2 separate regions of the Mus musculus genome follow, and region 2 is linked to region 1. The links are chromatin contacts, found by Hi-C or POLR2A ChIA-PET in ENCODE. All regions are on one chromosome and are shown on one strand. The core of a region is the stretch at or near the end of the contact, and the rest is flanking DNA. Distances in the headings are between cores, read along the strand shown. Region 1 overlaps Pafah1b1 (platelet-activating factor acetylhydrolase, isoform 1b, subunit 1). Region 2 holds the start of Pafah1b1 (platelet-activating factor acetylhydrolase, isoform 1b, subunit 1).

The links. Hi-C counts contacts between places; a loop is a spot of excess contacts on that map. ChIA-PET counts read pairs that join two places held with the same protein, here RNA polymerase II (POLR2A).
Region 2: a loop to region 1 is called in a map of left cerebral cortex, with 2.0 times the contacts of the local background. The contact joins the promoter of Pafah1b1 here to the enhancer-like site in region 1. A Hi-C loop is called at or near these places in 4 of 37 maps with a recorded cell type or tissue (adrenal gland, heart, left cerebral cortex and 1 more). POLR2A ChIA-PET finds 5 or more read pairs at or near these places in 2 of 5 experiments (Patski and embryonic stem cell).

The regions. Positions count from the first base shown.
Region 1 is chr11:74,671,334-74,678,477 of GRCm38, forward strand. Pafah1b1 (platelet-activating factor acetylhydrolase, isoform 1b, subunit 1) reads right to left here. Exons shown (of 11, transcript NM_013625.4): 11 at 2,616-6,409. The coding sequence ends at 6,336. Among named protein-coding and RNA genes, the nearest start is that of Cluh, 25 kb to the left of the region's middle. Within about 2 kb of position 4,109, at least 1 of the 3 ENCODE cell types and tissues checked has a DNase peak (open chromatin) inside an H3K27ac peak, as active enhancers do; it is left cerebral cortex, where a contact is called at or near this core.
Region 2 is chr11:74,720,079-74,727,222 of GRCm38, forward strand. Pafah1b1 (platelet-activating factor acetylhydrolase, isoform 1b, subunit 1) reads right to left here and starts at 4,306. Exons shown (of 11, transcript NM_013625.4): 1 at 3,921-4,306.

The sequences.
Region 1 (7,144 bases), core at 2,859-5,358:
CAAAAGTCCTAGTTACATTTTATGACTTTATGAAAAATACCAGCCCTAATTTGTGATCCTTTTTTCCTAAGCCAGTGGGAGAAAGATGTTTCTGATCTTGATACTAAGTAACATCCGTTAAGTACTTACCAATGATTTTGACCATTTAAGCCTACTGTGTATGTTCCCTTTATAATTTGGTGATTTGAAGCAAGGTCTCTTAGAGCCAAGACTGGCCTCAAAATCCCTTTTAAGCTGAGTGTGACTTTGAGTTCCTGGTTACCGGTGTGCACATGACACCTGGTTCATTTTGTCGTAAATGTGTTTGTTGACTTGTTGGACTCCCCACTTCTGGAAAGGGACATCACACAAAGTTGAGGCTGCTCTGCATGAGCTTAATAGTTTAATCAGATGCTTACAAGTCACCCTAGAAGCCCATTTTTCTTGGTTGGTTCCCTTAAGCATATTAGTGTTATTAAATTCCTTTGTAAAATATTGTGGGGTGCGAGAAAGGGCTCAGATGTTAAGAACTTTGGCTGTTCTCCAGAACAACCCAACGACCCAGGTTTAGTTGCCAGCTCCCATATGGGAGTTTACAATGGTTCATAACTCCAGTTAAAGGGATCTTCTGCCCGCTAGATACTAGGGACATACATAGTACACATATGTACACACGTGCAGGCAAAATACCCGAACATGTAAAGATCTTAAAAATTATGTGTAGATATGAGTGCAGGTAGCGTGTATATGAACCCAGAACATGACTTGAGAGATGATTCTTTCCACAGTGGGTTCTGGGATGGAATTCAGACTGTGAATTTAGGGCTTGTGCAGCAAGCACTTCTATCTGCTTAGACATCTCACTAGCCAATTAGATCTTTTGACAACTCAACAGGAAACTCAGTTGAGGGCCACAGGACAACCTGAGGAATCCCTATATATTCTATGGCTGAGAAGTATCCTGAAGTGGCTCAGAGCAGCTTTAATGCAAGAAGGTATTCAACTGTTGGGGCTATTAACTGATGCCGCTGACAGTTATCAGGAAGCTGGAAGTGGTGGTATATGCTGAGGCAGGGCTATTGATGGAATTCAAGGATAGCCTGAGCTAGATACTGACCCGGTTTCAAGACTCCCAAAATGAAGGGCTATCTTACTGGCCTCTTCATACTGAGGAACTAATATAAAGTAGCCAAGTATGGTGGATGCCTTTTAGTCCCAGCACTTGGGAAGCAGACAGGTGGATCTCTGTGAGTTCCAGGCCAACCAGAGCTTACATAGTGAGACCCTGCATTTAAAATAAATAAATTTCCAACTACTGTCAGTGAAATGGTTCAGTAGAAAAAGGTACTTATTGTCAAATCTGACTCCACTTTCAATGGTAGAACGCATTCCCAAATAATCTCTGGCCTTACACTGTAGCATAAACACATGCACATAGTAATTTTAAAATTTAAAAACCAACTACTCTTTTTTTTTTTTTTTTTTGTCTTTCAAGACAGGGTTTCTCTGTGTAGCCCTGGCTGTCCTGGAACTCACATTGTAGACCAGGCTGGCCTCGAACTCGGAAATCCTCCTGTCTCTGCCTTCCAAGTGCTGGGATTAAAGGTGTGTGCCACGACAACCGGCCCAAAAGCCAACTATTTTCAGTGTTCATTGAGATGAGTGGGCAGTGACCACATGGGAAAGCAAAGACTGGGAATGTGGCTCCCTGATAGAAACCCCCCCTCCCCGACCCTGCCAGCACAGGAAGGGGTCAAAGGAGTATATATGTGTGGGGAGAAGGGGTTTGAATTCCAAGTCCTGCTCTGAGACATTTGACCTGGAGACACTTATCTTCAGCCTTGTTAGGCTAATCTGGAGGACATGTTCAAAAGGCTGCCTGTACTGGCTATTAGTATGTCTTGAGGTGGGGGGCTAGAATATACATGTCTAACGAGGATATGTTGACTCAGAAGCAGAAAATTGCTGCTAGCAGTTGAATTCATGTCTGCACAAGTTCTCACCAGACTAACCAGGAAGGAAGGATGCAGCCGGCATCCTGCACAGAGCTATCTCCCTGCCTTCAGGACAGAGGCCAACATGTGATCCACAACCAGTTTCCAAATTCACAACAGGATATGATATTTAAGTTAGAACTCCACCAGAGGGAAATCGGTCAGGTCTAGTAGAAAAACTGGCCAAGTACAGCCCTGCTTCTTTTGGTTGGGAAGACACCTTCCAACAGGAGGCACCAGCACGAGACAGAGCACCTAGAACAAAGTGAAGACTTACTCTGGTATATTTCATAAAACCTGACATTAAGGATGTTTATCTCCAAGGTAAGAGATGATAAATACAAAATGGGCAGGGCCCTCATCTCTGGAATTGAGTCTGTATCTCTAAGAGACAGTAAGTGTGCTTAGCTGTGCAGTGCAGTCAGTAGTTCTAGTTAGGCTCAAGCCTATGGCTACGAGAGACCTACCTACATGCTGCTCCCTCCAGATAAGGGGTAGACAACAGCAAAAGGCAGTGGTAGCACAGCTCTGTTGCTTATGGCCAACTAACATTCTTTCTGTTGCTGGTGCCCAAGTCTCACTTCCTGCCAAGATCAACACAACCTCACCCCCAATGACCATTGAAAAAAACCCCACCAGATCTAGTTTTATAGGCATTTAATAGTTTACCAATTGGTACAATAAGATTTTTAATATGCAGAAAACATGGATAAATTTTGTTTTACACAGTCTGAGAGCAACAAATCTTACTGTAAAACACAAGAGCAATATTATATACATTCCTTTACTGATTTTTAAAATTTTGTCGATATCTTCGGTGAACTCTTAACAATCTGGGAACTGTTTTCTCCAATGACCACCTCTGCAACGTTCATATGAAATCAATGTTTGCCTTCATGTCAGTGTCAGGACCGGCTTCTAACTCGTAGAGTTTGTGTTTATTTCTAACGTCTTCAGAGTGAGCTTTGGGGATGCCTGAAGGATAAGCAGGCAAGAAAGCAGCTACTTACATGATACAGTGAAAGGATAAAAAGGCCCGTCCAGTCGTGACTTGTGAGTCCAGCTTACCCCATCCCACCCAACCCAGCCCACTGGAAAAAACCCAAAACCTTTCTTGCAATTTTGCCCATGTTGCTTGTCTACCATGACATTCCTTTTTGCACCATCTAGATTAATCAACACACTGGGTTTATATACAGCTGGACAGGAAGAGTAACCTTTTCAAGTGCCTTTTCCTTCTATTTCAACTTGTTGCTTAAGGATTATCAAGCCACCACTGTCAACAAACAAAATGTCCTTATTTTTAAATAGTTTTTTTCTTTTAAATTAAAAAACAAACAACAAAAAAATAAACTTTAGTGAGTGGTATTATCTGGAAGTTCACAAAGAACAGAAAGAGGCAAACAGGAGACTGGGCTTGGTGAGCCTAAAGCCAAAGCTTCCAAAGGACTAATAGTGCATCACGGCCCGGGACGGCTTGCTAATACTAGTGATTGTGGGTAGTGCTCTGAGCACACCATTGGTCACACCACATGCAGACAGAACAGGACGGTCTTAGTCTCCTAAAGTGCAAGATGTCATGTGAAAAGCAACTATTCTTCAGGTCATGTCTACACAAACCAACCTGCAGCTTGCACTCTCCATGCGGTTAGGACTTCTTGGGCACGCTGTGCTATAGGTGGCACTGGAATGTCTGTTTACACACACAATCAACAACCATCCGAGTACACAATTCTATCAGCTTTTTATTTAGTAAGCAGCCAATCTGACTCAAGAAAGTAACAAAGCAGCAGTGAACCGCTAACCAATTCATAAAGTCCTCTACTTACAACCCAAACCAGTAACTTTATCATTGTCCTTATCCCAGGCAAGGCACAGGGTTAGACAGCAGACAGAGAAAACAGTAACATAAGAGTAAGGGCATCAACAGGGCAGTGTCAAACAACAGTGTGAGAAACCTTTGCAAATCCGATGCCAGATGTGGATGTTGCCCCGCCACCCTTCATTATTCAAACAGGGCTCGTTAAGTTTGGATCCAGCTGTGGACCATCCCTGAGATTCAATGTTTTCTGCTGCTTAAATGGATGATGTCTGGTAACTCAGCTAAGCAGCAGGCTGTGGCATTCTCCCAAGTAAGGACAGCTTTGTTACAGAGCACTCTCTCCTCCGTTGTCAGTGAGTCACTGCTGCAGGGGAGGAAACCCAGCAGCTTTGCTCCTCTACATTGGTACCATTCTTTATTGTTTCTATGAATGATGTCTAGATGTTGTGGCTTACCCTTAAACAATTCATGTTGCTACATGCTAAAACTGAATTAAAAAACAAGACATTTTAACACATACAAACAAATGTTAAGATGCACCATTTCTATGTATTTATATTCTTGAAATAGGACAGGAAATAGCAGCAAATGAGAACGAAGGTATTTTCTATAGCTTTTGGAGAAAAATCCAGTCAGAACAGCTAGGAGAAAAAGACTTCTTAATGTAAGCAGGGCTGTGAGGCAATGTTGTCCTAAAAGCCAACCTACAGTGTTGTTTATGGGAGTCACGATGGAGTTTTTGTCCTCAAAAATAACCACTTAATTCTCAAAACACTTTTCCTTTCTAGAGAAATCTCTGAGGAATATTAAGAACAAACAAGTGAACAAACAAAAGCACACAAGCTAGACAGTGAGCTTCTGTCAGAGCCTAATCTCTTGTGTATATCTACAGGACATTAATTCTCACCCTTTGTCCTTTCAGGAACCAAATTTCCATTCAATACTTAAAGGGATTTTTAAAAAATCTATTATACAAACGAATAAAATGCAGTCCAGAAAAAAAAAATTATCATTGTTAGACTGTCACTGTTATGTCATTGTTTCTGTTAACCTTTCAAATTGATTTTCTTAAAAAGAAAAAAAAGTTGATTAGCTAGGTGATAAATTCTTTATTAAAAATTGACAATGGAATAGTGTTCCAAAAGTCATGGGCAAAATTCTCTTAAACCTACTGTAGAAACTCTGGATCAAAATATACAGCCTATGAGGAATGCGTAACATGGTGACTGGCCACATTAGAGGGGAGAACAAAGGAAGTGACTTTCTCTTAGAAAAGCTCCTCAGAGTCAGAAACAGCAGAAGAGTTTAGCATGGCTGTGGTTGGTGTTCCCCAGCAAGATTTACTCTATGCGTAAGTTTTAGCACTTCTTCAAAAACTTAAGACCCAACAACATGGAGGTTATATGTGTGTGATATACATATATAGACATATCCACTTACAGATAGGCCCATATACTTATAAACATTTACATATAAACAAAACATGAGAAAAAAAAAACCCAGTATATTCTATGCACGCTTCATTACACCCTGTCACTTTTTTTTATAGCTTGTAAGTGAAACAGTTCGAATTGTTATCAGGGTCATGTTGGAAACTGTTCCTTCCACTCCTTTAAAATGCGCACCCAGCTTTGTCAGCATTCATAATTCTGACATGCACATTGCACATCCCTAAAAACATCATAAACACATAGTGATCTGTACCATAACACTCAATGGGAAGATCAAATTCTACTGGGGAGTCACATCACTACACAGTCCAACAGTCTGGAGAATACAACTCGCATGTCTAGTGTGAAGAGAAGCCTAAAGTAGGACAGTGCTTCCTGACCTGTTTACAAAGCAGTAAGACCCAAATGAAAAAGGATTCACTATTAGCTGCTGAGATTTTTCTTGAGAATTACGATCATTTTCTTACATAAATAAACCACTAGCCTTTGCTTGATAGGCTGCCAAAACAAACATATCCTATTGATTTGGCAAAGGGGTCATGACAAAAACTTCATGTGTAATCCCCATTACACAGATGGAGCAAAGATTCTGAATTGCAGTCTTATTATCTAACACCCTTAAAGATTTAGTAAGCACACTTAAGTGATGTTACATAGATACACATTTCAGAAAAAGCCCTAATAACCACCACTTTCCCCAAAATGAGGCCATCAAGTCAGGCACCAACAGATAGCAGGAAGAAAAACAGTAATTAATAATCCAACATAAAATGACACTGTCAACTATTCAGTTTAGTGCCCTAGTTCAATTTATTTAACTTCTGCCCTTGTAGGCCTGGTGTGACCAATGCCAGCCCAGGTTTTTAAACCCTATGGTACTTCTAGACAACATATGTAAATTTACAGTATACAATTTGGATTCACCATGCATGAATACTTTGTGTGTAACATTTAATAAGTTCAATCTACATCCAGAATAATTTACATGAAAGGACAATATTTATTTAAACAGAGCTCAAATGGGGTAACCATGGTATCATCAGAGTGCATCCAGAGGAAAAAAGGGAGGAAGAACCAAATGTGACTCAATCAACGGCACTCCCACACCTTTACTGTTTGATCTACACTGCCAGTAACCACATAGGGTGCCGTCTTATGGAAATCTGAAAGAGAAAAGAAAAGGCTTGTTTTCAAACCATACTAAGCCAGACAGAATGCTTTGCTTGCTTTTTGAGCAGTATATTTTATATAAGCCCAGCAGGCCTTGTACTTGATTCCCTCCAGGTCAGCTTCCCAAGCTCTGGGAGTCTATGAACCTCTGCCTCCACACTTGAATACAATGTCCACGATTTTCTCCATATACATACCCATCCATATCTCTAAAATTACTGAGCTTACCAACTGGATTAGGAATGTTGAAACTCAATTATTAAATTCCACTCGATGTCACTAGTATCATCCCAAACAATGCTCAAACCTACTAACAAGTGCATATTCACCCAGCATATTGATTTACTGAATGTTGTGCTTCAGGCTTAGTACTAATGCAACACTCCTGCCCAATTTACCAAGGGCTTTATTGTCACCATAAGGTCCATCCATCATACCCTAGTACATTACAATTTACTGAATTCACTGTTATCAACTCCAGATGATACTGAGGACATGACGTTTATACAATTCCCTAAGTACATGGTGATGGTGGTATATAGTGGATAGTGCATTTTTTTTTCCTTTCTTTCTTAAACAATAATGTCCTGCCATGTATCTCTTGCTATGTACATCAAGCTGGACAAAATTTGGGGCATAATCATCCTGCTCTGCCACCCAAATTGGGGAATGTGTCACCATGCCTCCAGATATTTTGTCTGCCTGTCTCTGTGTGTGTGTATAAGTAT
Region 2 (7,144 bases), core at 3,056-5,555, 49 kb after region 1:
ATGATCACAACCACCTGTCTTCAGAGGATCCAATATGTGCACTGTACTCACACTTACAACTAGCCACACACACTCATGTACTCCAACTAGAAAGTGCTACCTTAGTAATGACATGGTCTACAATTACTATAGTTCACTTACTGAGATGACAATTGTGAATAATAATATGAACCATATACAAACAAAAAGGTCCCTTTTTCCTACATACTTAAAATACAAGCATTAAGTCATTTACACCCATGCACATCCAGATATCCAGATAGCTTCGCATATAATCTAAGAGCCAGCAACATTTACTTTCCCTTTTTACCATTATGTGTATGTGTCAGTCAGAGGACAAATTGTGGGGCTTGGATCTGTCCACCATGTGGACACTGGGGATCAAACTCATACTGATAAGCTTAGCAGCAAGTGGTAAATAAACCATCTCACCAGCCCCACTTTCCTTTTCTTAAATAAAACAGACCTGTAACGTGGATGTTCTAAACTAGAAAACCAACAATTATAAGATACTGAGTTTTCATTCCCAGAAACAAATCCTTTCATAATATGGATATTTTATTCAGAAAGTTATGTATATAACAGGGCTTAAAAATATACACTACTAAAAGTGTGGTATGTTGACACACATCTGCTTTACAGCACTCAGGCGGCCTCTAAGGTAGAAAAAAGGCAGTTAGAGGACTGCTTAGGATACATAAGGAGAGAGAATTAAGCCAGGCAAGAGTGTCTGTAACTATCAAGAGCTCAAGGTCAGGACTAGCTCCACAGCAAATTCAAGGACAGCCTGGGCTATACATAACAATAAGACATCATCTCAAAAGGAGCAAGAGAGAGAGGTGGTGAAACCACTCAGTGGATAAAGATGTGTGCCACTAAATCTGACTTGATTGAGTCCAATCCACAGGACCTACATGGTGACAGGAAAGCTGTAATCCTTGTAAGTTGATGCACAAACACATAAAAATGAACAAGTGAAAAAAAAAAAAAAAAGAAATTCAAACAGACTTCATTAAACTTTTAAAAATATAGAATTGTGGGCCGGGCGCACGCCTTTAGTCCCAGCACTTGGAGGGGCAGAGGCAGGCGGATTTCTGAGTTCCAGGCCAGTCTGGTCTACAAAGTGAGTTCCAGGACAGCCAGGGATACACAGAGAAACCCTGCCTCCAAAAAAAAAAAAAAAAAATTGTGATTTTTAAAATTGATTCCATCAAATTAAGTAAGATTCAGAGAAAGTACCAGGAATGAAAGCACATTTGTACTCTCCATCAAATTATCAGTAAGCTCCTGGGTGGCCGTGGGCTTGGGGTGGAGGCTCACCACTCTTAACTAGGAAGAGTAGGGCTAAAGATATTTGAGACACAATATAGTAATGTTCTCATCCATCACCATAATAGCCTTTCTACTTCATAATGGACATGGAAAAATAGCAAAAAATGTAAATACAAAGTTACAACACTCATAAGGTTCATTAGAATTACATTGTCATATTTACAATTCTTTACAAGAAACTAAAGTGAGCTATGCTCTTTATCACAGAAAAGGTCCTATGCAAGAAGCAACACAAGAGAAAAGGTCTATTTAAAGAGCTCTTAATACAAAATAACCACTGTCTATTTTCTCATCTTTGATGTTCATCAAGAGAAAAAAAAAAAACTATTTTAGTGAAAACTAGTATTCTTAACTAGATTTTTTTTTTCACTATACCATGCTTTTTGTAGCCAAATATCCCTAGCATTCATTAATTTAACACCCATTTGGCTAGAATAATTAAAAAAAAAAAACTAGCCAGAGCATATGTGGAGTTTTTTTAATACATGCACACACATGGACAGTAAGTACTTGTTTCAGAGCAAGGATACTGCCTTTATTCCAATTACTCAATGCCCTTCTTGAAGAAGAAAAAAAAAAGGTAGAAAAACTGAGATTCTAAGATCCACTATAGAGAAATGCCTTAATTGTCCCTACAATTAATACTGAATAACCTTACAATCATTAAGGATGAGAAAAAAACCCAGTGAAAGGGCAACTGAGCATTTCACAGCTTTGCTGGCGCACCCTTACTCCACCCAGTCCTCTCGGCTCAATGGCTGCTTATAGCAGCCACAAATATTAGCCCATTTTTAAGGGGGTGGGAGGATGTACCAAAACAGGGTATGCTCTGTCAAAACCAACATATGCACAAATATTTTGCGAAAAAACTGGTTTCCTTTCTGACTCTTAAAATTATATATACCAGCAGCTTTAAATATATTACAGAAAATCCTTCCCTCTGAAATCAAACAATGATCTTTTAAATAGACCGTGAAGGAGTAAATTACTCTAAATTCATATTCTGTGTTAATAAAAAAACACAATTTGTAACTGCCAATTATTTGCACAACTATGTCCTGAAAGACACATATTAGAAATAAAAGCTTGCTAAAGCCTTAATACCAAATCAAATTTTAAAGTTAAAGCTTTTAATGTAAATTCAGCATAGTATTACTAGCATATCCAACTAAGAATATTCCTAATTAAGGGATTGAATCCTGCAGCAATCAAGCTCTACTGCAGGGGGAAACACAGCAAACAACTGCTGTGGCAAAATGAAGAGAGAAGACAATATTACTGGCATGAGGCCCAAACAAAGTCTCCACCATCCCACCCCCAGAAAAGAAATTTCACACAAAACAAGCCAACCCAACAAAAAGAGAATTGCTAAAATGACCTTTATGTTACTGGATCTTTTAAAGGTTGTGAATCTTTAGGAGGGTGTGTTTGAAATTAAAGGTAAGAAAAGCAGTAATTTTATTTTCTCCCAATTGTCTCTTAAAGGGGGGGGGGGGTGAGGAGGAGGTATCCTTGACATGACATCGCCCATTGAGAATGAGACCACAAATCTGGTACTCTTCAAAGGCACAATTTCTTAGCCAAAAATACTGATAGGAATTACACCCAAACCCAACCTCAACAGAAAATTTCCTGCGCTCCTCCCAAGGAGTTTCTTGCTAAGTCACTGGAAAAAGCAGGCAGGATAACAAATAAAGCCAGGCACCTTGCTTTCTCCTATCTCAAGACTGAAATTCTTTCCTCTTGGGAGACGAAATCAGCCCACCGTCTCAAAAAAACATTTTCTCACCTGGGAGGCTAGAGAGGGTAAATAGTCACAGCGTTTCCTAATGGAGTGGAGAGATGGGATGAAGGGAATGATCGAGAACCTGGGAGCTCAGTGTTAGCAACGTCAAAAGACAACTCCCGTGCGAGGAGTCAGTAGCAAAAAGGAAAATCCTGCCCGATTCGGTGGGTGGATGCTGCAGATCTTTACTGAATGCAGAGGCTGGACCACCACCGCACCGGGGGGCCGAGGGCCTGAGCGGCGGGCCATCCTCCCCGGGTCCACCCTCAACCTAAGGACAAGCGGAGAACCCGACGCCTGGAAGGCCTGGTAGCTGCTGGAGCCCCGGCGGCGAGTCGCCAGCCAAGGAGGGGTGGGGACTGCGGGTTCGCTTCCGCGGCCCAGGAGGGCTGAGCCCTTTCCCCAAGATCAGAGAGCGACCTGCTATCCACGCCCTTCCCACCCAAGAATACTTTTCTTGCTAAGTCACGGCGGCAGGAGGGCGATGCCGCCCGAGAGGCCACGGCTTGAACCCTCAGCAGCCTGAGTAGCCCACTGCCAGGGTCGGAGGAACCGGAGCCAGGGCAGCGCCCTCCCAGGCCAGGGCCCCCTCCTCGGTGCCTCTCACTCAACGGCCGTCGCGGCCGCCATTTTGAGAGCGAGGAGAGGAGAAGAAGAAGGAGGAGGCAGCGGCGGCAGGGGGAGGGGAGAATGGGAGGGAGGGGACCGGCGCAGCCACATCGTCAGGCCGCCGGCCCGGCCCGCAGCCACCCGAGCGCGATGGAAGAGACAGAGGGGAGGGCGCAGAGCGTCGCCGCCTTACCGGAGCGCTGCACCACCGCCTCCGCAGGGCCTCTTCCGTCCTTCACTCCCATCCACCAGCGGGGGAGGGGGAGGGAGAGGGAAGGGAGGAAGGAGGGAGGGAGGGAGGGAGGGGGAGGATGGCGCGCTGGGCCCGGTCCCGGGGAGGGGGAGGGGAGGGCCGCGGGCGGGCTCCTCGGCCGTTCCGGGGCTCGAGCCCTAGCCCAGCGTTCGCTCGTCCTCTCGCTCGCGCCTGAGCGCTCCCCTCCGGGTCCTCCTCGCTCCCTGGACTCTCGGCTCGCTGCTCCTTCGCTCCCTCACTCGCTATCTCGGCCGCCGGACTCCGCCGCCGCCCCGCCGCTCCAGCTCCGTCTGTCACAGGAGCTGCCCCAACGCCCTGACGTCACCGCGCCGCCGCCGCCCCAGACCCGCCAGGAAGAGGGAGGGGAGCGGAGGGCCCGCGGCGCATGCGCGGGCCGGGCCTGGGCCTGGGCCTGGGCCTGGGCCGCGCGCCCTTCCGCAGGGTGAGCTGGCGGCTGTACCCGAGCCGACCGGCGAGCTTGCGTCCCGTCCGCGGCTTTTCTCGCTTCTGCCCCCTGATCCCTTGGGAAGCTTCCCTTTTGCTCTAAACTGCCTGACGGCTGGCGTCCATCACGACTCTTGCTCTGCCTCAGCGGTCACTGCGCTGTCCCGGCGGACCGCGGGTACCCGGTGCACTGGCATTTCGGCCCCTGCTGGCTAGAGCAGGAGCCAAGCCAGGATGCTTCCTTTCTGCCTTAGCCTGTGGGATTATTCCCCATCCCCCACCTACCCACCCACCCAAAAGGACCAAAGTAAATTGGTGGGCTTGGGCAGAAGAGCTGTTGAGGTTAAAAGGCAGATGGATTGCCTTGTGTTCCTTTCTGGTACAGATTTTTAATCGGAAGGAATCGCCTGTAGATGTGATTCAGCTATTCTTTTCCTTAGTCACATGTATTCATCAGAGATTCTGGAAACTGAAATCCACAGAAAGACCTGGAACTTTATTCTCTACAAGACATGTCTGTGTTTTATTATATTATGAATTGTATATTGATGACAAATCTGGGGGGATTTGATGTCAATTTATTCCACAAAGAGACACTTGATTTTTGAAAGGGAAGGTTTGGGGCTCTGAATTATTCAATATAGGATATTTAAGTATTGAATGAGATTACTTCATTATCCACTTGTGTTTTCCAGCACTGAGGCTTAACTGATTCTATTGCGTCCCTCGATGAAGGTAAATACTGTAAAAATCACTTGGGAAGCTGCAGAGTTAATGTCTCCAGTATGAATCCTGGTGTCACCACTGGGAATGTGACCTTGACTAAATTATCATATCTCTTTTTGGCCTCAGTATCAGTATAAAATAAACCCAGTAGCCAAACAAAGTGGCACATGGCACGTAGCCCAAGCTACTCAGGAGGCAGGAGACCAGCAAGAGCCCAGAAGTTCTCTGCAAGCCTCAGGAGCATCCTTTTTATAAAAAACAAAAAACAATGATGATAGTAATAAACAAGCTAGGGTGACTCACATCTGTAATGCTAACACTGAGGAGACGGAGGCAGGAGACTTGCCACGAGTTTGAAGCCAGCATGGTGTATATAGTAAGACCCTATCTTAAAATAATGATTTAAAGCTGGACATGGTGTTTTAATATCAGCACTTTGGAGGCAGAGACAGGTGGATCTTTCCAAGTTCAAGAGCCTTCTCTACCCAGTGAATTCCAGGACAGACAACTACATAGAGAAACCCTGTCTCCAAGAATAAATAATAATGGAGCAAACCTTGGGTGGAAGGAAGCACACATCCCTTATTCCAGCATGGAATGGCTGAAGAATGAGGATCACAAGTTTAAGGGCTACCTGGAAAACTCAAATGTTTTTAAATTTATCACTTTTAAAAGGGTGAAGAGACAGCTCAGTAGGAGAGTACTTGCTGAGAGAAAGAAAAGAAAACATTATAGAATTGACATAGCTGTGAGGCTTTGTGAGATTAGATGTTGCATGGGTTAAGGCCTGAGGTTTGATGTGTAACTCATGTAACCATTACTATCTAGTACCAAAGCCAGGCTCTTTGTATTGGGATGGGCTATCTTTATCCCTAGAAATTTTTTTAAAAAACATAAACCAATGACCTTAAGGGATTAGTTCTTTTTTTTTTTTTCTTCATCAACACAAGAAACTAAATCAAATAATCTTTAAAAGGTTATGTCCAGAGTTTCAGTTTTTGGATTCTATAGTCAAAACTATGGACAGCATGAGACAGAGGCTTGATCCTATCACTTATATCCAAAAGCAGCCAAGAAACATTCATTAAATTAAATTGTCCCTGATTCTCCCTGATTCTAAGAATTCACCCACCTCTCATATTTTATCTTTTGAAATATTTAATATTGCCTGGTATCTTGTTTAATATTTAATCAGATGAGTGAATAAGTTCTTTTGGGTTTTTTTTTTTTAATGAATGCTCTAAAAGTCAACAAAATTGCTTGGAAGCACATTGATAAACACCAACTTAATACAAGTAGGTAGCCTTAACTCGCATAAGCCTTGAGATCACATGCTTTTATGTATAGAAAAAAATGTAAGACCTAGATTGTACAATTATGTCCTAAAATAAGTAAAGATTTTATTTTTGTAGCAATCCTTCAAAAAAGCAGTAAGTCTCCTTTGGGGGAAGATATAACATTTTTCTCCCTGGATTATAATTTTTCTGAACAGATTATATGCTTAAGTTGACATGAAGCAAGTGTGTTACAGTTCTGTGCGTTTTCAGTTAGTTGCTAACACTGTATATCCACTTTGACAAATACTTGTCTAATGAAAATGGAGAATTAAGACATCTGTGCCATCAATCATAGTTCATAAGTCCTTCTGTAGAACCTAGGTCTCCTCAGGAGAAATTTACTAATGGATGTCTTGAGTAGTGTTTATATTTTCTTGTGGAAAAAATAAACATTTCATTTTTTTTCCTAAGAACAATCTAACAATCCCTCCATTCATTTGAATTACAAATCTTTATTTTTCCAGTAGACATTTTCAAAATGGAAACATTTGTTTCAATTGCTGCAGCAAAATTAGTGTTACTTAAAACAATTCTGCAAATAAGCTGACTGGAAGAAACAGTCCAAAAATATTGCTACTGGGGAGAGAACAAAATGTCTTCTATAAGTATGGCCAAAGGAAAAATGTTAAAACTTTGTTCTAAGGAGCTAGAGAGATT